Linked DNA regions of Homo sapiens: region 1 is linked to region 2. Evidence: read pairs that join two places in POLR2A ChIA-PET (ENCODE). Cell type or tissue: HepG2. All regions are shown on one strand. Links, peaks and the distances in the headings refer to the core of each region. The heading gives the core; the rest is flanking DNA.

Region 1 (11,637 bases), core at 3,056-5,555, 250 kb after region 2:
ATCACGACGCATTCTGGCAGAGAGAACAGAAAACAAAACATGAGAGTGAAGGGAACAGAAGTCACTGGGGAACAACTAGGCCCAAGATGAGCTTCAAGGCATTTTACAAGGTCTCTCCCGGTCCCTTGTGGACAAGGTAGCAGAATCCTTGAATGGACTTACAGCAGGCTGGGATGTCTAAGCCCCCGGAATGCTGATGGCTGGATCTGGTCCTGTCGGCAAGTTTGTGTGGGACTCAGTGAGGAGCCCCCTTCTAGGAGAGACAGTCTCCGCTACAGGCACAGGTCACCAAAGAAAAACACAGTATCCGTATCTTCCCCTACAAAAGGGTGTACCATACAAAAATGTTTGACTCTTACAGAGAGACTCTGACTAACCATTCACAGCTGTATCCCTAGAGCCTGGAATAGTGGTGCCTGGCAGACAGCAATAAATACCTGCTGAATGATTAAATGAAAAAGTGATGAGAAGAGAAAACAAAGCAGAAAGTGTGGGGGCCAGATTTAAGAACCAACAAGCCAGAAAGTAGCATCCGGGCACATTTTGGGAGACAGCTGGCCAGGCAGGACTACCACCCAGGGCCTGCTTCTCCCATAACCTCTGGAGGGAAACAGAGTCTTGGTGGGCACAGGCATGCTGGAGCCCAGTGCAGAGCTGGAATCGGGCCCTCAGCCGCCTCCCCAGGGGAGGCCTCTCACCTTGTCCCAGATCTGCTCACTGGTCCCCAGAGTGCTCCCTACCAGAGGGTTGACCCCTGCGCTGCACACCAGGAAGTCGACGCCCCCACAGTGCTCCAGGGCCTGCGGAGAGGAGATTGGATGAGTGTGGAGATGGCCTGAGGAGGACTATCCCTCCCAGGGCAGCCCAGGTCATAAGGCCTTCAGGCAAAGCTTGCAGAGCTCCTAAAGGAAAATGACCTAGGTGTCCCAAGGGCAGGCTCCTGGGGCCAGGCACTGAGAGAGGAAGGTCTGCTCCAGGAGTCCCTCTGGGGACCTCCCTCACCCCTTCAGACTCCTCCTCCACAGTGATTCTCCCCGGGCCTGGGGGTGGGGTGAGGGTCCTCTCACGAACAGGTCACTTTCCTGAGGGACCTTCTGGGTAGCGAGGTTAGCTTGGGCAGCCTGGGTGCAGTCATGGTCTCAGGACATATTCTAGACCCACCCCACAAGGGCCAAGCAGTGAAGGAAAGGTTCTGCATGTTCCCCTCTCTGTGTCCTTCCACCGCCTGCCCCCTCACCTTGGCCACCAGCTGCTCCCGGTCCTCAGCCTTCCCCACGTGGCACACAATGCCCGCCACACTCAGCCCCTCCCCCTGCAGCTTGGCCATGGCCCGGTCCACGTTCTGCTGCTTCCGGCTGCTGATGACCACGTGGGCCCCGTCCCGGGCCAGACGTCGGGCGATGGCAAAGCCGATCCTGAATGCAGAGATGGAGGGCAAAAGTCAGCCTCAGCCTCTCTCCACTGTCCTTCCTCTACCCAGCTCTGGAAATCAGCAAATAAGGCTGGGTCTTGCTTTAAAACCCTGAGTCCTTGTGGAAGCCACAAGGACCCTGTGAGGGGCCAGGACCCATGGGCAATCCAGCACTCACCCACTGGTGGACCCCGTGACCACGGCTACCCGGTTAGCCAGGACGCCCTTCCTGTCTATCCCGGTGCTGCTCATCCTCACAGAAAGCCTAGCACAGGGATGAAACCAGCCCTGGTAGCCCCGGGCAACTGCTGACAGCATAGTGGTTGGTGTCTGAGATGCTTCCTGCTGAATCAGGCCTGGGGGAAAGAATCAATTTCACTTATCACTGATGCCTCAGTGAGCATGAAGGTAATCTACCCTCCTCCTTCCTCCAGACAGACAAGGCCAGCAACAGAAAGTGGCAGAGAGTCAGGCTGGTTAGGGTAAATTTCAAACATGTGAACCTCAGGTCAGGAAAGCAATCCATGAAAACTCCTAAGCTATAAAACTGGGGAAATTATTCACAAATTAAAATGTGAGACTCAACATTCATTAGACAAGGGTGATTTTTCCATCCATTGCATAGCAAACATTGAGCACTGGCAATGTGTCAAGCACTGGGCAGTAGAGGCGGGGACACCTTAGTAAACGACAGACTCAGCCCTGGACCCCAACCATGCAGCTTCCCAGTTAAATGAGATGCCAGGCACCAACAAATAATTATACCAGTTATTAATTAACTGCTTCTGTGTCTGGAATTGGTGGGTTCTTGGTCTCGCTGACTTCAAGAATGAAGCCACGGACCCTCGCAATGAGTGTTACAGTTCTTAAAGATGGTGTGTCCGGAGTTGTTCATTCCTCCCATCCGGAGTTGTTCATTCCTCCCGTCCGGAGTTGTTCATTCCTCCTGGTGGGTTAGTGGTCTTGCTGGCTTCAGGAGTGAAGCTGCAGACCTTCGCAGTGAGTGTTACAGCTCTTAAAGGCAGTGCGTCTGGAGTTGTTCATTCCTTCTGGAGGGTTTGTGGTCTCACTGGCCTCAGGAGTGAAGTTGCAGACCTTCGTGGTGAGTGTTACAGCTCTTAAAGGCAGCGCGGACCCAAAGAGTGAGCAGCAGTGAATCAAGATTTATTGCAAAGAGCGAAAGAACAAAACTTCCACAGTGTGGAAGGGGACTCAAGCAGGTTGCTGCTGCTGGCTCGGGTGGCCTGCTTTTATTCCCTTATCTGGCCCTGTCCACATCCTGCTGATTGGTCCATTTTACAGAGAGCTGATTGGTCTGTTTTATAGAGAGCTGATTGGTCCATTTTGACAGAGTGCTGATTGCTGTGTTTACAAACCTTTAGCTAGACACAGAGTGCTGATTGGTGCATTTACAATCCTTTCGCTAGACACAAAAGTTCTCCAAGTCCCCACCTGATTAGCTAGACATAGAGTGCTGCACCCTTGCTTGTCCTCCTAGACCATGAGGAGGACCGAGAAAAATCGGATTTAGTGGCCCTTACCGACGCATTCTCGAAAACCTGTTAGAGTCCTAAGCATTCTCCTGTTAGTATTGGGAACTTACCCGTGTCCTATAAAGATGTTATGCCCCAAAAATGAAGAAGAGTAACCTGAGGGAGGGAAGGGGTCTCCAGGGTTGGAAAAGTGACACCTTTTGTCCTCACTTATATGAATAGGAAGGATACAATTTCTGAGGCTCCCCCTATCCTAGCTTCAGGAATAGCTTTTGTTAGACCTGCTTATCTGAGGAGGGATTCTAAAATTCCAGATAGTTCCCCCTACAACTGGGCTTTGGGCAAAAATTATGTCTTTCTGATTGGTGAGCCCAGGTGCCTAAAGAAGGTAACAGAGTCCTGAAATTTTTACTAGAAATCATTCTTATAAGAGAAATTAGAAAAGCACCAGAGACAGGGAGTGGTTTTTTAGAAGTGGGACTAGCCTAGGAGAAGAGAGGAGAGAGAAAGTTTGTCTGGCAGGCATTAGGACCCAGCGAGCAAGGGTCAGGATAGATAGGATAGATAGGTGAGTCTCACTTGGGCAACATGCCTTTGAGAGTTCCGCTCATGGCCGCAGGGTCAACCAACTTGTTGTGGGGACTCCGGAGCTGAATGGCTTTCCTCTCTGTTGACCCTCAGCTCAGCCCAGAAGTACAGGAAAAGCGGAAGCTGGTTCCAGGCAAAACAACATTCCCAACTCCACAGAGCCAGGGGTTGTTAGAGATCCCTTTCCCAGAAAGCCTGACACCCACGTTTTTAGTCCAGCGGCTGCGCTAGTCACTTTTAACTGGCCGACAGGTGCCCAGAATTTAGCCACCGAATTCTAAGGAAAAATAGGACAGAATAGCAAATGAAAGGGATCTGATGGTACTCACCACTTGGCGATAGGTGATAGTCTCACCGCTTGGTGATGGTCTCACCACTTGGCAATAGTCTCACTGCTTGGCAATAGTCTCACCACTTGGTGATAGGTGACAGTCTCTTCAAAGTCACCAAAATGTGTACGGAATTGATGGGTTCTTGGCCTCACTGACTTCAAGAATGAAGTTGCAGACCCTTGCGGTGAGTATTACGGTTCTTAAAGATGGTGTGTCCAGAGTTGTTCATTCCTCTCGGTGCATTCGTGGTCTTGCTGGCCCCAGGAGTGAAGTTGCAGACCTTCGCGGTGAGTGTTACAGCTCTTAAAGGTGGCACGGACCCAACGAGTGAGCAGCAGCAAGATTTATCATGAAGACCAAAAGAACAAAGCTTCCACAGCGTGGAAGGGAACCAGAGCAGGTTGCTGCTGCCGGCTCAGGCAGCCTGCTTTTATTCCCTTAACTGGCCACACCCACATCCTGCTGATTGGTCCATTTTATGGAGAGCTGATTGGTCCATTTTACAGAGAGCTGATTGGTCTGTTTTACAGAGAGCTGATTGGTCCGTTTTGACAGAGTGCTGATTGGTGCATTTACAAACCTTTAGCTAGACACAGAGTGCTGATTGGTGCATTTACAATCCTTTAGCTAGACACAAAAGTTCTCCAAGTCCCCACCAGATTGGCTAGACACAGATTGCTGATTGGTGCATTTACAAACCTTTAGCTAGACACAGAGTGCTGATGGGTGCATTTACAAACCTTTAGCTAGACAGAAAAGTTCTCCAGGTCCCCACCGGACCCAGAAGCCCAGCCGGCTTCACCTCTCAATGGCACACACTGCAGGACTTTGCGGCACCTAGCCCAGGCACTCCAGCAGCCCAGAGGGAGCTCATCCCCCAGTCAGGCCCAGCTGGCACCGGCCGGCCCACGGAGCCCCTGCTGGCCGGTGAGTGCCCTGTACAGTGTGGGCTCCTGCCGGCGCCTCTCCCTCCACACCTCCTGGCGAGCAGAGGGAGCTGGCTTCGGCCTTGGCCAGCCCCAGAGAGGGGCCCCCACAGTGCAGTGGTGGGCTGAAGGGCTCCTCAAGTGCAGCCAGAGTGGATGTGGAGGACGAGGAGGCACCAAGAGTGAGCAAGGGCTGCTAGCATATTGTCACCTCTCACTTCTAGTTGAAAAAGCAAAATCAACAGAAACTCTCATTCACTGCTGGGTAGAGGGTAAGTACAATCACTTTGGGAAATGATTTGGCATTATACGGAGAAGTTGAAAATAAAGATCTCTGACTCTGTAGAGGGAACTTGCATCCTGCAGACAGGAGGTCATGTGTGCACCAAGAGACTGTACACACAGGTTCAGAGAAGCCTGCTTAGAATGTTCCAAACTGGAAACAAGTCTGTATTAGTTTGTTTTCACACTGCTATAAAGAACTAACTGAGGCCAGGCACGGTAGCTCACACCTGTAATCCCAGTACTTTGGAAGGCCAAGGTGGGCAGATCCCTTGAGCTCAGGAGTTTGAGACCAGCCTGGGCAACAAGGTGAAACCATGTCTCTATAAAAATTAGCTGGGTGTGGTGGTGCATGCCTGTAGTCACAGCTACTCGGGAGACTAAGATGGGACGATTGCTTGAGCCCAGGAGGTCAAGGCTGTGGTAGGCTGAGATTGCACCACCGTACTCCAGCCTGGGAGAGAGAGCAAGACCCTGTCTCAAAAAAAAAAAGAACTACCTGAGACTGGGTAATTTATAAAGAAAAGAGGTTTAATTGACTCACAATTCCACAGGCTGTACAGGAAGCATGGCTGGGAAGGCCTCAGGAAACTTACAATTAAGGCAGAAGGTGAAATGAAGCAGGCAGAACTTACACAGCTGGAGCAGGAGGAAGTGAGAGCAAAGGGGGAGGTGCTACACACTTCCAAACAACCAGATCTCATGAGAACTCACTCACTATCACAAGAGCAGCAAGGGGGAAATCTGCCCCCATGATCCAATCACCTTCCACTAGGCCCCCTCCTCCAACATTGGGGATTACAATTCGACATGAGATTTGGGCAGGGACACAGACCTAAACCATATCAAAGTCTATATGCCTATTAACGGTGGAATGGATAAACAAACTGTGTTGCATTTCTATAATGGAATACTATACAATAATGAAAATGAATGAGCTGAAGCCACACTGAACAACATAAAGGAATCTTAAAAAATATACTGTTGAGTAAAAGAAGTCAGACACAAAAGAATACATATTATTTGAGTCCACAAGTTTCAACAACAGGTAAAACAATTCTATATTGCTTAAGAAGGCAAACAGGTGACAAAAATACAGAGAAATGCAGGGCAGTGATCACCACAAAAGTGAGGAGAGTGGGTATTTCCGCAGTAGAGCTGTGGGGAGGCAGTTATGATTAAGAAGGTGCAAACAGGCTAGGCACGGTGGCTCATGCCTGTAATCCCAGCACTTTGGAGGCCAAGGCAGGGGGATCACTTGAGGTCAGGAGATGGAGACCAGCCTAGCCAACATGGTGAAACCTCATCTCTACTAAAAATACAAAAATTAGCCAGGTGTGGTGGCGCATGCCTATAGTCCCAGCTACTTGGGAGACTGAGGCAGGAGAGTCGCTTGAACCCAGGAGTTGGAGGTTGCAGTGAGCCAAGATTGCACCACTGCACTCCATCCTGGGTGACAGAGGGAGACTCCGTCTCAAAAAAAAAAAAAAAAAAAAAAAAAAGAAGGGGCAAACTAAAGAGCTTCTAGCGTGCTGGCAATGTTGTATTTGATAAGCAAGTGATGCCTACATGATGTCCATGAAGATATATTATATCACCTATGTATGTGTATACTTTTTACGTATGTGTTATAATTCACAATTTAAAAGTTTAAAAGTAAAGATTACCTGCTCATGGTAAATTTTAAAATTCAAGCAGCTTAAAACTTAATTCAAAAATTAAATCCTCCAATTCCCTTCTCAGAAGAAAATTTGCCAGCATCTCAGATACTTTCTCAAAGTTGTTCTATGCAAAGGGCTTTGCTTTAAATAAGCAAAACTTTCTGATTTTAAACATTCAGTTCACAGAGGGCTTTCATGGAGTATCCTAGCCAGGAAGCAGAGGATCAGTAATGAGTGTCATGTGAGTTCCTTGAACACAGGCTCCACTCCTCCCTCTTGGGGCCCAGGGCTTGAAACACAGGAGTGCTCAATAAGGCTGGTGAGCTAATCAGGCTGGGAAAGTTGCAGGTAGATAGGACCTGCAAGACTGAGGAGGATTTTGACAGGGGCAGCAACAGGATAGATCCTCCTGTCAAGGGGAACAGGCTGAGAGGAAGAATGGAGGGTGTGGATGTCCAGGGTGTTTGGGAGAGAGCAGGGATGCCTATGTGCCTGGAATACAGAGAATGGGGGGCTCATGCCTGAGAAAGCAGACTGCAGTTCTGAATGACTCCAGCAGGCCGGTGCTGATTGAAGCTCTCTGAAGGGATGTCCGTGGAGCTGAGCCAGTTAAACCAGCCACAGACATCCAGGCTGCTGTGTGGAGACCTGTGCCCTCAGGAGGCCCTTCAGAAGGGAACGGTGTGCCTCTGTAGCTATGCGCAGATGTGAAGGCAGGGAGAGGATCTGGCATGGGAGACTCAGGTATGAAGATATATCACCATGAACTGGAAAATGCCAGGGATGCTTGTCTAGGAGACCCTCTTTCACCCAAATCCTAATTTCCCAGCTCCACATTCATGTTAGCCCAGAGGCTCCTGCCTTCCCCTATGTGGGATTCCCATTGGCCTGCCATTCCCTACTCTAATGGAAGAATCTGATGAGCTTCCTGTTGAGAGAGGGAGGGAAGGAGTGGTTCCAGCAAGGGGTTAGTTAGCAGGGCACTCAGGGACTTAGCAGTGTGCTTTTCATGTGGGACAGGACAGTGCCAGGAAGGTGAAGAGAGGCAGGCTCTGGCAGCTCTGGGCCAAGGGGCCGACAGATGTGAACTTGCAGGAGGCTCTGGCCTGGGATGACTCTGTCTACAGACCCTCATCAGTTCCAGACATGCTCTGGCCACTCCATCACCAAGGGACTCCTGGTTACTAAGCAACCCCTGCCTTACCTACTGCATCTCCCCTTGTTCCTTAGCAACTCTTGCATAACTCAGTTCCTTCGAGTTAGGGGTCTGTATCTATAAATTATAAGTGAATGGGTGCTGCTCAGGAATTGTGAAGAAACTGTCTATTAAATATCAGTCTGTACTCAGTGTCAAAATGCAGGCGACCAAATGCTTTGCTTTGGGAAGGAAGCCTTGATTTCCGATTTATATCTCTTCTGATATTGTATTTCCAAAAACAATCTTTGTAGGTCCTAGACCTCCTCCCTCTTTCCTCCCAGCTGCTTCCACTCTGCCTGCTGTTGCTCTCGCTTACTCTCTCACGCCTCTCTCCTTCCTGCAAGGTCATATTTACAGCCTTGCATTACGTGGAGACAAGGGGTTTCAGCTCCTGATTGGTCTACCTTTTCTAAACAGGACACCAGATTCTGAACATTGTTATGCCCCCCCTGGGGAACTCCTCTCCTTCTGCTGCGAGCTCAGATTAACCCCCTTTTGAGGTTGAGAGGAATCCAGTCTCCTTGGCTGGGAGGACAGCAGGAAAAAGAGGACTCGCCTTTTGTCGGGACAGGACGCCCCCTGCTGGAAGGCTAGAGTAACAGCACCTGTGAGATGTGTTCCTAGCTCAGCAAGTCTGGCTGTCCCCTTTCTGGCCTCTAACAGTTCTTACCAAGCCCTGCTTGTCTGAACTTGCCTCAATGTGGTTTGCAGGAAAGCTGACCTATTGTAAGGAAAGGCAACTCTGCCTGGACTGTTGCAGGTAAACAACCTGCAGAGATGAAGTCAGGCCTCCTCTGTCTCCCCTGCTTCCCCTTCCCATGCAAAGCCCCTCTTTTGCCTGGGAGGATGGGAAGAGTGAGCAGCTTCCAAGGCCTCTGGTTCACCCTACCCCACTCACTTATGCTTTCCCCAAAACAGTCAGCTCGGTCAGCTGCAGCAGAATTGACCACAGGTCCTGGGAGCTTAGAATGGTCCCTGAGCCTGGCACTGCCCACTCTGATACCCCTTTCCATGCTTATCAATTCAGATGCCCAAATTTGGGGGTGGGGAAGCTGAATGGGCACACCCTTAACCTAGTCCCATCTTGGAGGTGAATGGCCTTCAGCACTGGTCCAAAGAGAGAAGAGAAGGGAAAAGGAAAGGGGTGGGGGGGGTAGAGGAAGAAAACAAAGATTAGAGGAGAAAGAATGAGAGACATGGAAGAGTTAGAAATATTGAAAATCAGAAAAGAGAATAATGTAAACAGGAAATAAAATTCTAAGCTCCCCAACCAACTGAAAGCACTCCTCTGCTTGGCAAAGGGCATTCCAAAGTCAACTTAAAAAACCAGTGCAGGCCATGATGGGAATACAGGGTTGGACATGCCTCATTATACCCTCCTCCCTTTTGAGTTCAGGCATGACTGACCAGCATTAACAGTAAAATGGAGATCTTAGGGCTGAAAAAACAGACTTTTAGCAATAAGATACCAAATTCTAACCTGACTCTAGTATAGCATCACATGACAGATAGCAGGTCCTGAAAAAAACTGAAGTATTTTACATCAAAATGCATTTCTTTGACATTTTTTGAAATGGCCCTGCAAAGCTGTCTCTTGTGAGGAAAATTTACATCCTATAGAAAATCCCCTTCTCTTTCCAGGTCTTTTCCTGATCCAAGAGAGATTTAACTAAGAGTCTGGCACCTTTTAGGATCTGATAAAAAATATTTACAATCTATTATCTATGATGCCTACTACCTGGAGGCTTCATCTACGTTAACAAGAACCTTGGCTCCCACAACTCCCCTTATCTTAACTACAAACATATCTTTCTATTGACCTCAACTCTTTAGGCAGAGCTTAACCCTTTCAACCACTTGCCAATCAGAAAATCTTTAAATCTACCTGTGACCTGGAAGCCCCCACTTCAAGATGTCCTGCCTTTCTGGGCCAAAACAATGTAATCCTTACATGTATTGATTTGTGTCTCTGCCTGTAGCTTCTGTTCTCCTAAGATGTATAAAATCAAGCTGCAACCCAACCACCTTGGGAATATATTCCCAGGACCTCCTGGACCTGTGTCATGGGTCATGGTCCTCACATTTGGCTCAGAATAAATCTCTTCAAATATTTTACAGTTTGACTCTTTTTCATCAGCACTAAGGAGATATCAGCAGAAGCTGTGTGATCTTGGACAAGTCTGTTCCCCTCTTGCCTCCATCTGTATCACAGTAAAATAAGGGGTTGACTTGGGTGGTCCAAAGGACTTTGATAGCCCCAAGAGCTTTGTATTGATAATCAAAGAAGAAATAGACTGAGCTGCAGACATAGAGGCAGGAAGAAAGAGCATCAACATAAAAAGTGAACAGGAGTGAAGATGGGCAGTTCCAGTCATTATAGACCCAACCCAAGGCAGTGAGGCAAGGCAGCCCCAGCCTGAGCCACATCATGCCTGCCCTGGGCAGTGTGATGCTGGCCCAGGCTTACCTGGCTGTGCACCTGTCTGTCTGGAGTGCAGTTTGGCAGCCCTTCTGTCAGGCAGTCTGCAGCTGAGTATGAGGATGTGAGTAAGCAGCAGGCTGGATTTCAGGCACTGCAGATTCTATCTGAACAACACAAAGATTCCTGGAATTTATAGCCCCAGAATTCAGAAAGGTTGGAGGAGGGTTTCAGAAAAGGCCTCACCCACAACTTGGGAGGAAACCTAGGGGAAGTGCAGGACTTGTTGTCTGAGTAATATTCTGCAGAATGCTGCACATACCACTTAACAAGCATAACCAGCAAAAGAGTCCAGCTGCTTGCTGCTTGTGGAAAGAAGTCAAAATAATAATAGTTATGATAAGAGGGAGCAAGATGTCTTTATTATCCATGCTAGCAGGGGAAGAGTAGAAAGCAATTCCACTCTTCAATTCGTGGAGGGAACGTAGGAGTTTTCAAAGAAAGGGTTTGGAATACAGAATATGACTAATTATATAGTATTAATAATATAATAATAATTAAATTATTTAAATCATTATAACTAGGCTCAAACACATCTTTAGTAATAAAAATAGGAACCATTACAATCAACACATTTTTGCCAATGAGAAATAAGTTTATTTATTCCTGTAGCATAAAAATCCATGCTTCAGGATTCAGCAAACTCTTGGAAAGCATTTTCTGCATCCTGCTGGTTGTGGAAGTGTGTTCCCTGCAAAAAGTTGTCGAGATACTTGAAGAAGTGGTAGTCAGTTGGTGAGAGGTCAGGTGAATATGACAGATGAGGCAAAACTTCAAAGCCCAGTTAATTCAACTTCTGAAGTGTTGGTTGTGCAATGAGTGGTTGGACATTGTCATGGAAAACTGGGCCTTTTCTGTTGACCGATGCCTGCTGCAGGTGTTGCAGTTTTCAGTGCATCTCATCAATTTGCTGAGCATTCTTCTCAGAAGTAATGGTTTTGCCAGGATTCAGAAAGCTGTAGTGGATCAGACCAGCAGACCACCAAACAGTGACCATGGCCTTTTTTTGGTGCAAGTTTGGCTTTGGTAAGTGGTCATTGCTGGTTGTCATATAAAATTCACTTTTCAACTGGATAGTGGTTCACTGTTGTTGCATAGAATAAGAGAAGATGACACTTTAAAATAATAATTTTTTTGACTTTGAGTCAGCTCATGAGGTATCCATTTATTGAGCTTTTTCATCTTTCCAATTTGCTTCAAATGCTGAATGTAGAATGGTCAGCAACTTCTAGTGCAGTTGTAAGAGGATCAGCTTGGATAATTGCTC
Region 2 (11,637 bases), core at 4,718-7,217:
ATTTATCAATACCCTCTTTTATCTTACATTAAATATTGAGAACGGATGCAACCAAATGACCACAGTTCTGCATCTCACTGCCGCACAGGACAGAAAGCTTTCTAAAAAAATTGCCAACGTGGCTGCTCTGTCACTGCCCTTCACTGGAAAACCTCAGTATCACCCAAACTGCAAAGTTCAACAGCTGATTTTTTTCAATCATTTTTTCTTCTCTTATTTTCAAATATTTAATTGACAATTTAGATTGTGTATCTCACATTCGAAGTGTACAATGTGACGATTTTATATATAAATGCATTGTGTAATAATTATCAAAATCAAATTAACACATCTGTCACCACCCATGCTGTATTTTAACTCTCCAGAACTTGTTTATCTTATGACTGAAGGTTTGTCCTCTTCGATCAACATCTCCCTATGTCTCCTTAACCCCCATCGCTGGCAACCATTATTCTACTCTCTGTTTCTATAAGTTCAACTCTTTTAGACTCCACATATAAGTGAGATCATACAGTATATGTCTTTCTGTATCATTTATTTCATTAAACATGTTGTCCTTCAGGTTGATTCATGTTGTCACAAATGGTAGTGTTTCCTTTTTTAATGGCTGAATATTTGTCATACACACACACTCACATATATATAAACACACACCACAATTTCTTTATGCATTTATCCATCGATTGACACTTAGTAGTTTCCAAGTCTTGGCTATTGTGAGTAATGCTGAAATGAACATGGGAGGGCGGGTATTTCATCGAGCTACTGATTTCGTTTCCATTGCATATATACTCAGAAGTGAGATTGCTAGATCATATGGTTATTCTAGCTTTAATTTTTGAGGAAACTCCATACTGTTTTCCATAATGGCCATATCAATTTACATTTCCACTAATAGTGTACCTGTTTCTCTCCATCCTTACTAACATATATCTTTTGTCTATTTTGATAACAGTCATCCTGACATGAGAGGTGACATCTCATTGTGGTTTTTATTTACATTTCCTTGGTGATTAGAGATGTTGAGCACCTGTTCATGTAGCTGTTAGCCACTTGTATGCATTATTTGGAGAAATATCTATTCAGGTTCTTTGCCCATTTTAAAATTGGATTATAAGTTTTTGTTATTAGGTTGTATGACTTCTTTGTATATTTTAGATATTAATCCCTTATCAGATATATGGCTTACAAACATTTTCACCCATTCGGTAAGTTGCCTTTTTGTTTTATTGTTCTTTTTTTTGTGCAGAAACTTTTTAGCTTGATGTAGTTACTTATTTATTTTGCTTTGGTTACTTTTGCTTTTGGTGTCATATCCAAAAAGTAATTGCAATGACTAATGCCAAGCAACTTTTTTTTCTATTTTTTTCTAGAATTGTTATGGTTTCAGATCTTACATTTAAAAGTCTTTAATTCAAATCAAGTTAATTTTTGTGAGTGGTGTAAGATAAAGGCCCAATTTTATTCTTTTGCATGTGGACATTCAGTTTTCCCAGCACCATTTATTGAAGAGATGATCCTTTCCCCATTGTGTGTTCTTAGTACCTTTGTCAAATATTAACTGATTGTATATGTGTGGGTTTATTTCTGGGGTCTTGATTCTGTTCTATTGATCTATTTATCTGTTTTTATGTCAGTACCATACTGTTTTGATTACAATGCTTTTGTAATATACTTTGAAATCAGGAAATGTGATGCCTATAGCTTTGCTCTTCTTTCTCAAGATTACTGTAGCTATTTGGGGTCTTTTGTAGTTCCATACGAATTTTAAAATTGTCCTTTCTATTTCTGTGAAGAATGCAATTGGAATTTTGACAGGAATTTGATTGAATTTGTAGATTGCTTTGGGTAGCGTGAATATTTTCACAATACTAATTTTTCCAATCCATGAACATGGAATATCTTTCCATTTATTTGTATATTCTTCAATTTCTTTCATCAGTATCTTATAGTTTCCAGTGTACAAGTCTTTCACCTCCTTGGTTAAATTTATTCCTAGGTATTTTATTGTTTTCGATGCTATTATAAATGGAATTATTTTCTTTATTTCTTTTTCAGATATTTCATTGTTAGTGTATAGAAATGCAACTAATTTTTTTGGTGTTGATTCTGTAGCTGCAATTTTACTGAATTTGTTGATTAGTCTTAATAGTTTATTGGTGGAGTCTTTAGAGTTTTCTTATATAAAATCATGTCATCTTCAAACAGAGACAATTTTACTTCTTCCTTTCCTATTTTGATTCCTTCCTTCCTTCCTTCATTTCCTCCTCCTCCTCCCTTTCCTCCTCCTCCTCTTCCTTTTCTTTCTTTCTTCCTTTCTATCTCCTTCCTTCCTTCCTTCCTTCCTTCCTTCCTTCCTTCCTTCCTTCTTCATTGCTTGGCTAGGACTTACAGTACTACGTTGAATGGAAATGATGAGAGTGGGCATCTTTGTCTTATTCCTAATCTTAGCAGAAAAGCTTTTGACTTTTCACTGTTGAGTATGATACTAGCTGTGGGCTTGTCATATATGGCCTTTGGTATGTTGAGGCACATTCCCTCTATACCTAATTTGTTAATAGTTTTTACCATGAAAGGATGTTGTGTTTCATCAAATGCATTTTTTTTGCATTTATTGATGTGATCATATGATTTTTAGTTTTCATTCTATTAACATAGTGTATCACATTTGTTGATTGTATGTGTTGAACCATTCTCACATCCCAAGGATAAATCCTTCTTGATCATGGTAAATGATCATTTTAGTAGGCTGTTCAATGTGGTTTGCTAGCATTTTGTTGAGTATTTTTACATCTATGTTCATCAGGGATATGGGTCTGAAATTTTATTTTCTTACAGTGTTTTTATCTGGCTTTGGTGTCAGAGTATTGCTGGTCTTATAAAATGAGTTTGGAAGAGTTTTTTCCTCTTCAATTTTTTGGACAATTTTGAGTAGGATTGGCATTAATTCTTCTTTTAATGTTTGGTAGAATTCACCTGTGACACTAGCTGGTCCTGGAATTCTGTTTGTTGGGAGATTTTTTTTTTTTCAAGAAGTAAGCTTAAATCTCATGTTGGGAGGTTTTATTAAAAATTATTAATTCAGGCTGGGCACAGTGGCTCACGTCTGTAATCCTAGTACTTTGGGAGGCTGAGGTGGGCAGATTACCTGAGGTCAGGAGTTCAAGACCAGCCTGGTCAACATGGCGAAACCCCGTCTCTACTAAAAATACAAAAATTAGCTGGGCGTGGTGGTGCATGCCTGTAATCCCAGCTACTTGGGAGGCTGAGACAGGAGAATTGCTTTAACCTGGGAGGCAGAGGTTGCAGTGAGCCCAGATCGTGCCACTGCACTCCAGCCTAAGCAACAGAGTGAGACTCCATCTCAAACAAAACAAAAAATTATTAATTTAGTCTCCTTTATTTATTTATTACTTACTTGTTCCTGCTCTATTCAGATTTTTAAATTCTTCATGATTCATTCTTGGTAGATTATATAATGCTAGGAATCTATCCATTTCTTTTAGATTATCCAACAGAAGGAAAATTGGAAAATTTACAAATATGTGGAAATTAAACAATGCAACTCCTGACCAATAGGTCAAAGAAGAAATAAAATGGAAAATCAAAAAAATCTTGAGAGAAATGAAAATGGAAACAAAACATGCCAAAACTTTTGGGATGTAGCAAAAGCAGTTCTAAAAGGGAAATTTATAGCTATAAATGCTTACATTAAGAAAAAAGAAATATCTCATATAAGCAATCCAACTTTACATCTCAAAGAACTAAAAAAAGTAGAACAAATGAAGCCCAAAGTTAGCAGAAGGAAGGAAATAATAAATATTAAAGCAGAAATAAGTGAAATAGAAAACAGAAGAAAAAAAGAGAACTTAAATAAATATAATTAAAAAAAATCTTAATCTCTCTCACAACCATGGTAGAGAAAACCAGACTGCGAGATTAATATTACAAGTGTAACCAGTTTTGCCAACTTAATAAAGAAAGCTATTATTTCTCCAGTATTCTCCAAAACCCAAATAATTATGAAGTCTACTTCCCCTGAGGAGTTCCCTTCCCTGATATGTCCAGAAAGCACTTGATAGTTACCTCAAGGCTCAGGACCAGCCTGGGCTGCTCACCAGTATCACTAAGAACTTCCTTGATGTGGAAGGATCCAACAGGCCCTACCAGAATGCCACTGCCCTGGAAGTTGCCTCAGCTGGGCTGCTATGGCTGTTGCCACCAGCACTTCTGCCAGCTCTTCATTTAAAGTCTTCGTTCTGCCTTTAAGTTGCAACTGTCTCAATTACTCTCCTCCTCCCGCTTCACCTCAGTCTAATCAATCCTCTCAGAAAAGCACTTAAGCTTCCAAGTCACAAAATAAAATTTAAAATATTTATTCTCTAGAAGCCATAAAGGAGCAGATTGATAAATTTAACTGTGTTAAAATTTAAAACTTCTGTTTGGCAAAAGACAAGACAGACTGAAAATGTAATTGCAGAACATATGATAAAATGGCTAATTGCCTTAATTTGCAAAATAACTCATGCAAATGAATGAGAAAGTAAAACAACTCAGAAGAAAATAGACATGTTATAAGAACAGACAGTTCACAGGAAAAATATAAATGGCCTGTAAAATTATGGAAATATACTTAGTCTTGCACGTATTTAAAATATGGAGATAAAAACATCAGTAAGATAGAATCTTTCAACTTATAGATTGGTAAAAAATTTAAAAAACCTTTATACTATCTAGAGCTGGAAAAAGTATGGAGCAATAGGTACTTTCAGATTTTTTGATGAGATTTTGTATTGTTGCAACCTTTGGGAAGGCAATTTGGTAACATCTATCAAATATTTAAGTGTATGTGTATTTTGACTGTTTTGACTGAGAAATTTCATTGCTTGGGATTTACATTGTGAATATGCTTGATAAAATTTCCTATTAGTGTATGTGCAAGAATATTTGCAGAGGCATTGTTTTAAAGGAAACAAAAATGTTATTCCCAAATATACATTTTAGATGTATTTTAAGATGGTTATTCAGAGGGCCTGCAGACAAGAATAGCCCAGAAAAGCTGCCTTTTCTGGAGGAGATTTCATCTGTAGAGAAAAATCTACATTAGTGAAATAAAGCTAGGCTTTCTCTGAGGCACCCTTTTTTAGTCCAGATCTAGGAAATATTAACTCAAGCGCAGGCTACCGTCTACTCTTTCTGAGAGCTGCTACCTGCGAGGTTTCATCTACCTAATAAGACTGCCTTTGGTAGCCATGCCTTTCCTCTTCTCTACCTCCCATAACCTGTATTGCGGTGCTCCAAGCTCTTTTCTTTCTGTAACCTCAAGATGGTATAAAAGCATCAACAATCTGGCTCTTTGAGTTTTATATTTTGTATGACTCCTGTGAATACATGCGCATGTTAATACATTTTGTATGCCCTTCCTCCCTTAAGTCTGCCTTTTGTCAGTTGATTTTCAGTGAACCTTCAGAGGGCAAAGGGGAAGTTTTCCCTTGGTCCCTACGGTTTAATAGTGTGATCTGAGAGCCCAAAATAAATGCCCCTTTATCAACTAAGATAGACTCTAAGGTTAAGGAAACAAAGTTACCTACGAGTGGAGCATTCAGAGCCCAGCTGGCACGGCAAATTTCTAAATTCCCAGGACTCTAAACTTCCTAACAATAGCAGCCATTGGACCTCTCCTAAATCTGATTTATAACCCAGACTACTGTAATTCTGATTGGACAGAGGACTGGCCTTACAAACACTCTTTTCTGATAAGCTACTGTAAACATTAAGCCAGTTTCAGTCAGCTTATAGAGGCTGTGGACAAACGGTCTTTGTGCCGTACGGTTAACCTTTTGATGTAAAGAGCCAAATTCCACCTCATTTCAGTGCTAAAACCCTGTTTCAAAGTAAACTTGAGATGTATGTAACGTGTGTTTACTCGTTGCTCATTTGCTCAGCTCCCCTCATAAATATGTATAGCTTTTCCCCAAACCTGCTGAATATGTATGGCTCTATTGTGTAACACAGACCCATGAGGAGTAAAACCCAAGCTGTTCCCTCCCCCTACAAAGAGAGACCACCGTCAGTCCGTGCTGGTTTGCTGGTTTCTCTTCCCAACTTACAAACCAATATCACCAATAAAGCTCTCCTTTCTGCTATTTAACCATCGTGGTGGTCTTTTGAATGGCAACAGCGAACAATTTAAAAAGCAAACTCGTTTAATAGCAAGCAACTTAAAAAGCCAAGCTTAAGTATCTATTGATAGGAAAATTAAATTGGAGTATATAAAAATAATACAGCTGTTTAAAAGTGAGGTAGATTTGTAAGTGCTGAAAGGGAAAGATGTCCAAAGTATATTATGAAACATAAAGAACAGGGTACAGAGTAATATGATGTAAATGAGAATTACATGGCCATAAAGACATGCTAGTAGATGCATTCAGCATTTTTCTAGGAAATGTACAACACACACACACACACACACACACACACACACACACACATTAACAGCAGTTGCCATGGAGAAAAAAGCCATGGAGGAATATTTTATTTGAGCTTTTTCTTCTTTTGGACATACAGGGTTGGGTTAAACACAGTCTTCAGTTCATGGCATGCCCCGTCATTGGTTTAGACAGGCCCCTTAGAGAATGACAGGCCTCATTCTCCACTTTCATTTGCCTCCTTCTCCTTTAAAGAAAACCCTTCTGTTTAATGTATGTGGTATTACTTGCATGTATTCTTGTAAAATGTGTATTGTCTGTTTGGTATGTTGTATTCATTTTTATAACTGATATGTGCGATGGATCCTATTTTTTCACTCAGCATAATGCATGACACTCTGGGTGTGTGTAGTCGTTGCTTCTAACTGCTGATGGTACTCCACATTTTTCCTATCTGCTTTATTCTAGATAGATATCTGGGTCACTTTCAGTTCCTCTCCATCACAGTGTGAATAAACATCCTCATACAGGTACTCAAGTAAGCTACAGTGTGAGGTTTTTTTTTTTTTTTTTTTTTCCAGTACACATCCAAAAGTGGATCTTGATGGTCATGAAGCACAATGATATAGAACTAAGAACTGTCAGATTGCTCTTTAGGGTGGCTGCGCCTGTCTACATGCCCACCAGTAACATAAGAGGACACTTCTGTCCTCACATTTCTGCTAATACTTGGCATTGTTCAGCTTTATAATTTTTGCCAGCATAATAAAGTAATGTCGTGTTATTTTAAAAAGTTGAATTATTCTCATAGCCAGTTTGGGCCTCTCCTTATATACTTGCCAGCCTATTTGATTTCCTCTTTTTGCAAATTGTTTATTTCCTTTGTTCATTTTTCTTTTGGATTTTCTGCTTTTTAATCTTAATTTTAATAGCTTCTTGTATATCTTAGATACTGTGTTAGTTTTTAAAAAACATTAGGGATAGCAAATAACACAAAATTTGTCACCTGTTTGTTAACTTTGATCATGTTGTACTTCCTTGAATAAATTTTCTTAGTTTGATGCAATTGACTTAATCAGCTTTGGCCTTATGATTTGTTCTTCTGCTGTTCTTTAGAAGTCCTTCCCTGCCTGGTATTGTTAGGAAGATATTAACCCACAATATTTACCATTGACTTATAATCTTTTGCCTTGAAGTCTTTAATCCTTCTAGAGATTTCCTTGTATATATACTCTGGTAAGTAGGGATCCAGTTTGATTTTTTACCTCTAATGAGACAGTTTTTCCAACATCATCTCGTAAACAATTTGTCCTTTTGTCAATCAACTGTGATGCAAGATTTACTGTATATCAAGTTCTTATTATGGGTACAAACTTTTTCTCAGTTCTTTGTTATATTCCATTGTCCATGTTTTGTCCTTGTGCCAGTATCATACATTATTTAATTTTTTATCATGAGATATAAGACAAAGAAAAATGCACAAAACATAAATCTCCCACTTAGTGATTCAAAATGAGCGCCTAGCTCATTACCACTCAGGTTAAGAAAGCACACTGCCAAGAACCCAGAAGCCCCTGTGTGTTGCTCAATTTCTGATGCCTTTCCATTATCTTAAGGCAATCATCCTCCCAAAGTAACTAGCACCCTGACATTTATGATGATTAATTTCCCACTTAAAAATACTTTATTAAGCATATATTTATAAACCCTACACTTTAGTTCTGCCTGTTTTTGAACTTTATATAAAAGGAATTATACAGTATGCATTCTGTGTAGCCTGGCTTATTTCACTCAACATTATTGATGAGATTCATCCATGTTGTTATGTGTAGTAGCAGGTTATTGTTTTTCACTTCAATCCCAGTTTTCAGTGGTAGATTAAAGAAACACTCACAGTCCTTCACTCTTTCCAATACCCATGCCTTTTGCAATGTGACTTTAGAGCTCCTCCCATGAAGAAATGGGGTCTAGTTCTCTTCCCTGGAATCTGGGCTGGCATTGTGGCTTCCTTTGGCCAATAGAATATGGTCAGGGTGACCACACGCCTATTCTGAGCATAGGCCTCCAGCAGCCTGTGTGCTTCTGCTCTGTATTTCAGGACTCCTGCCTCAGCCACATGAAAAAGGCTGGGCTAGACTGCTGGAGAATGATGTATGTGGAACACAGCTGAGTAAGCTTGGTTGTGTGGGCTAAGCCCTCAGAAATTAAAAGAATCTCACAGATGCATGAGGCAGCTCAGTTGAGACCAGAACTCCCCAGCTGAATTCAGTCTAAATTGCTGATCCATAAAATTGTGAACTCAATGAAAAGTCACTAAGTTTTGGGGTAGTATGATAGACAACCAATACATATTTCATTGATGTCTGTACCACAATTGATCCATTCTACTGTTGATAGAAATGTAACTTGTTCCAGTTATATAAATTGCACTTCTATAAATTGTGCTGCTATAAAACATTCTTATCATGCCTCCTAGGGCATATGTGCATGCAGTTCTATTGGGCATATATCCAGAATTGAAATTTCCTAAATTTTTTTTTTTTTTTTTTTGAGATGGAGTCTCGCTCTGTCGCCCAGGCTGGAGTGCAGCGGCACCATCTCGGCTCACTGCAAGCTCCACCTCCTGGGTTCACGCCATTCTCCTGTCTCAGCCTCCCAAGTAGCTGGGACTACAGGCACCTGCCACCACACCCAGCTTATTTTTTGTATTTTTAGTAGAGATGAGGTTTCACTGTGTTAGCCAGGATGGTTTCAATCTACTGACCTTGTGATCCACCTGCCTCAGCCTCCCAAAGTGCTGGGATTACAGGCGTGAGCCACCGCGCTGGGCCAAAAAATTTTTTATAGCTACATAATAGTTTTACATATTTATGGGGTTTGATATTTTGATACAAACATACATTGTATAATGATCAAATCAGGGTAATTGGGGTGTCCATCACCTCAAGCATTTATCATTTATTTGTGTTAGGAACATTCCAATTTCACTCCTCTAGTTATTTCAAAATATACAAAAATTACTATTAACTATAGTTGCCCTATTGTGTTACCACTGGATCTTACTCCTTCTATCTAACTGTATTTTTGTACCTGTTAGCCAACCCCTCTTCATCCTCTAATCACCTCCACAGTTCCCAGCTCCTGGTAACCATCAACCTACTCTCTATTTCCATTAGATCGACTCTTTAGCTCCCATATATGAGTGAGAACATGTGATATTTGTCTTCCTGTGTCTGGCTTATTTCACTTAATATAATGTCCTCCAGTTCCATCCATGTTGTTGCAAATGACAGGATTTCATTACTTTTTATGGCTGAATAATATTTCATTGTTGTATGTGTACCACCATTCGTCCAATGATGGTTACTTAGGTTGATTCCATATCTTTGCTATTTGTGAATAAACATGGAAGTGCAGATATCTCTTTGATACACTGATTTCCCTTTTTTTTTTTTTTGGATATATAGCCATCAGTGGGATTTGCTGGATCATATGGTAGCTTAATTTTTAGTTTTTTGAGGAACCCCCATATTGTTTTCCGAAATGGCTGTACTAATTTATATTCCTACCAATAGCGTATGAGCATTCCCCTTTCCCCACATCCTCACTGGCACCTGTTGTTTTATTGTCTTTTTGATAAAAGTCATTTTAACTGGGTTTAGATGATATATCACTGTGGTTTTGGTTTGCATTTCTCTGATGATTAATGATGTTGCACATTTTCTTCACATACCTGTTGGCCATTTGTATATCTTCTTTCAAGAAAGGTCTGTTCACATCTTTTGCCCATTAAAAAAATTGGATTACTTGTTTTCTTGCTGTTGAGTGGTTTGAGTTCCCTATATATTCTGGTTATTAATCCCTTGCCAGTTGAATAGTTTGCAATTTTTTTCCCATTCTATAAGTTGTTTCTTCACTTTGCTATTCGTTTCCTTTGCTGTGAAGAAGCTTTTTAGTTTGATGTGATCCCGTTTGCCCATTCTTACTTTGGTTGCCTGTGGTTTTCAGGTCTTACTCAAGAAGCCTTTGCCCAGACCAATGTCTTGGACAATTTCCCCAATGTTTTCTTCTAGTAGTTTTATAGTTTCCGGCCGAATTGGAATTTTTAGCTCATAGAGTATTATATCTTTACCTTTAATAGTTAATGACTTTATTTATAAAATAGCTGTATGAATTTATACTTCTATCATCAGCATATAAGAGTTCTCATTGCTTCACATTCTGTGCCAACACATGGAATTGAAGAAACATTGAAAAGTTTGCCTTTGAGTTCAGGAACAAGACAAAAATGCCCACAAATACTACACCTTTTCAGTGTTATACTGGAAATCCTACCCAGTGTAGTAATTCAAGAGAATGAGTAAAAGGCATAAATATTGGAAAGGAAGAAATAAGGTGTTATCATTCATGGATCATCTGATGATTGGATATTTAGAAAATCCGAAAGACTCTATAGATAAATTATCAAAATTAATACATTTAACAAGTTGACAGAACAAACTTCATATTTGAAAATAATTTACATTATTATATATTAGCAGCAAAGAGGTAGAAAACAAAATAAAAAGAAAGATGCTATTAATAATAGCATAAAATATTAAATAATTAAGAATAAATAAAGCACAACATGTGCAAGCCTTTTGTGCAGAAGTCTATTTAAATTACAAATCTTACTTAATGGAGGGAGGTATTATGTCTGTGGTTGGATGACTCAGTATTATATACATTTTCCTTAAGTTTGTCTACAGATTCAATGCAATACTAACAGGTTTGTTGAATTGTTTCTAATGCGAATATACTATAATTCTCTTTAAAAACCTTTGTATGTAATATTTCTTTTAGCTCTGACTGCCTCCATGATTTCCTTATTATCTTTGATACACAGAAGTTTGAATGTCATCTATCTAGGGGTAAGTGTGTGTGTGTGTGTGTGTGTGTGTGTGTGTGTGTGGTTTTATTTGTTTTTATTTTGCTTGAGGTTCTCTAAGTTTCTTGTACCTCTGGTTTGATATCTTTATTGATTTCAAAAACTTCTTGGCTGTTATGCGTTAACTATTTCTCTTCTGCTCTATTGTCTGTCTTCTCATTTTGGCCAATTACACATATGTTAGACAGATTATATTGTCCCACTACTTGTGGATGTTCTGTTCTTTTTTTTTTTTTCTTTTTTTGAGACAGAGTCTCACTCTGTCTCCCAGGCTAGGGTGCA

What was found. Peaks named below come from ENCODE experiments on the same cell type or tissue, not always from the same donor. Only the 100,000 strongest peaks of a DNase experiment are listed, where the experiment ranks them.
Region 1: POLR2A ChIA-PET joins it to region 2 with 16 read pairs; 3 of 35 experiments call an interaction of 5 or more read pairs at or near these places.

The regions. Positions count from the first base shown.
Region 1 is chr14:23,628,957-23,640,593 of GRCh38, reverse strand. DHRS2 (dehydrogenase/reductase 2) reads right to left here and starts at 4,230. Exons shown (of 9, transcript NM_005794.4): 1 at 3,822-4,230; 2 at 1,590-1,767; 3 at 1,238-1,415; 4 at 699-800. The coding sequence starts at 1,729. In HepG2, for the core only: a CTCF peak has its summit at 4,741; DNase peaks (open chromatin) are centred at 3,513, 4,113 and 4,539; H3K4me3 peaks cover 2,183 bases.
Region 2 is chr14:23,878,368-23,890,004 of GRCh38, reverse strand. The region is part of intron 2 of LINC00596 (long intergenic non-protein coding RNA 596); the gene reads left to right. Among named protein-coding and RNA genes, the nearest start is that of LINC00596, 19 kb to the left of the region's middle. In HepG2, for the core only: no CTCF peak of the experiment used is centred there; a DNase peak (open chromatin) is centred at 5,844; H3K4me3 peaks cover 1,412 bases.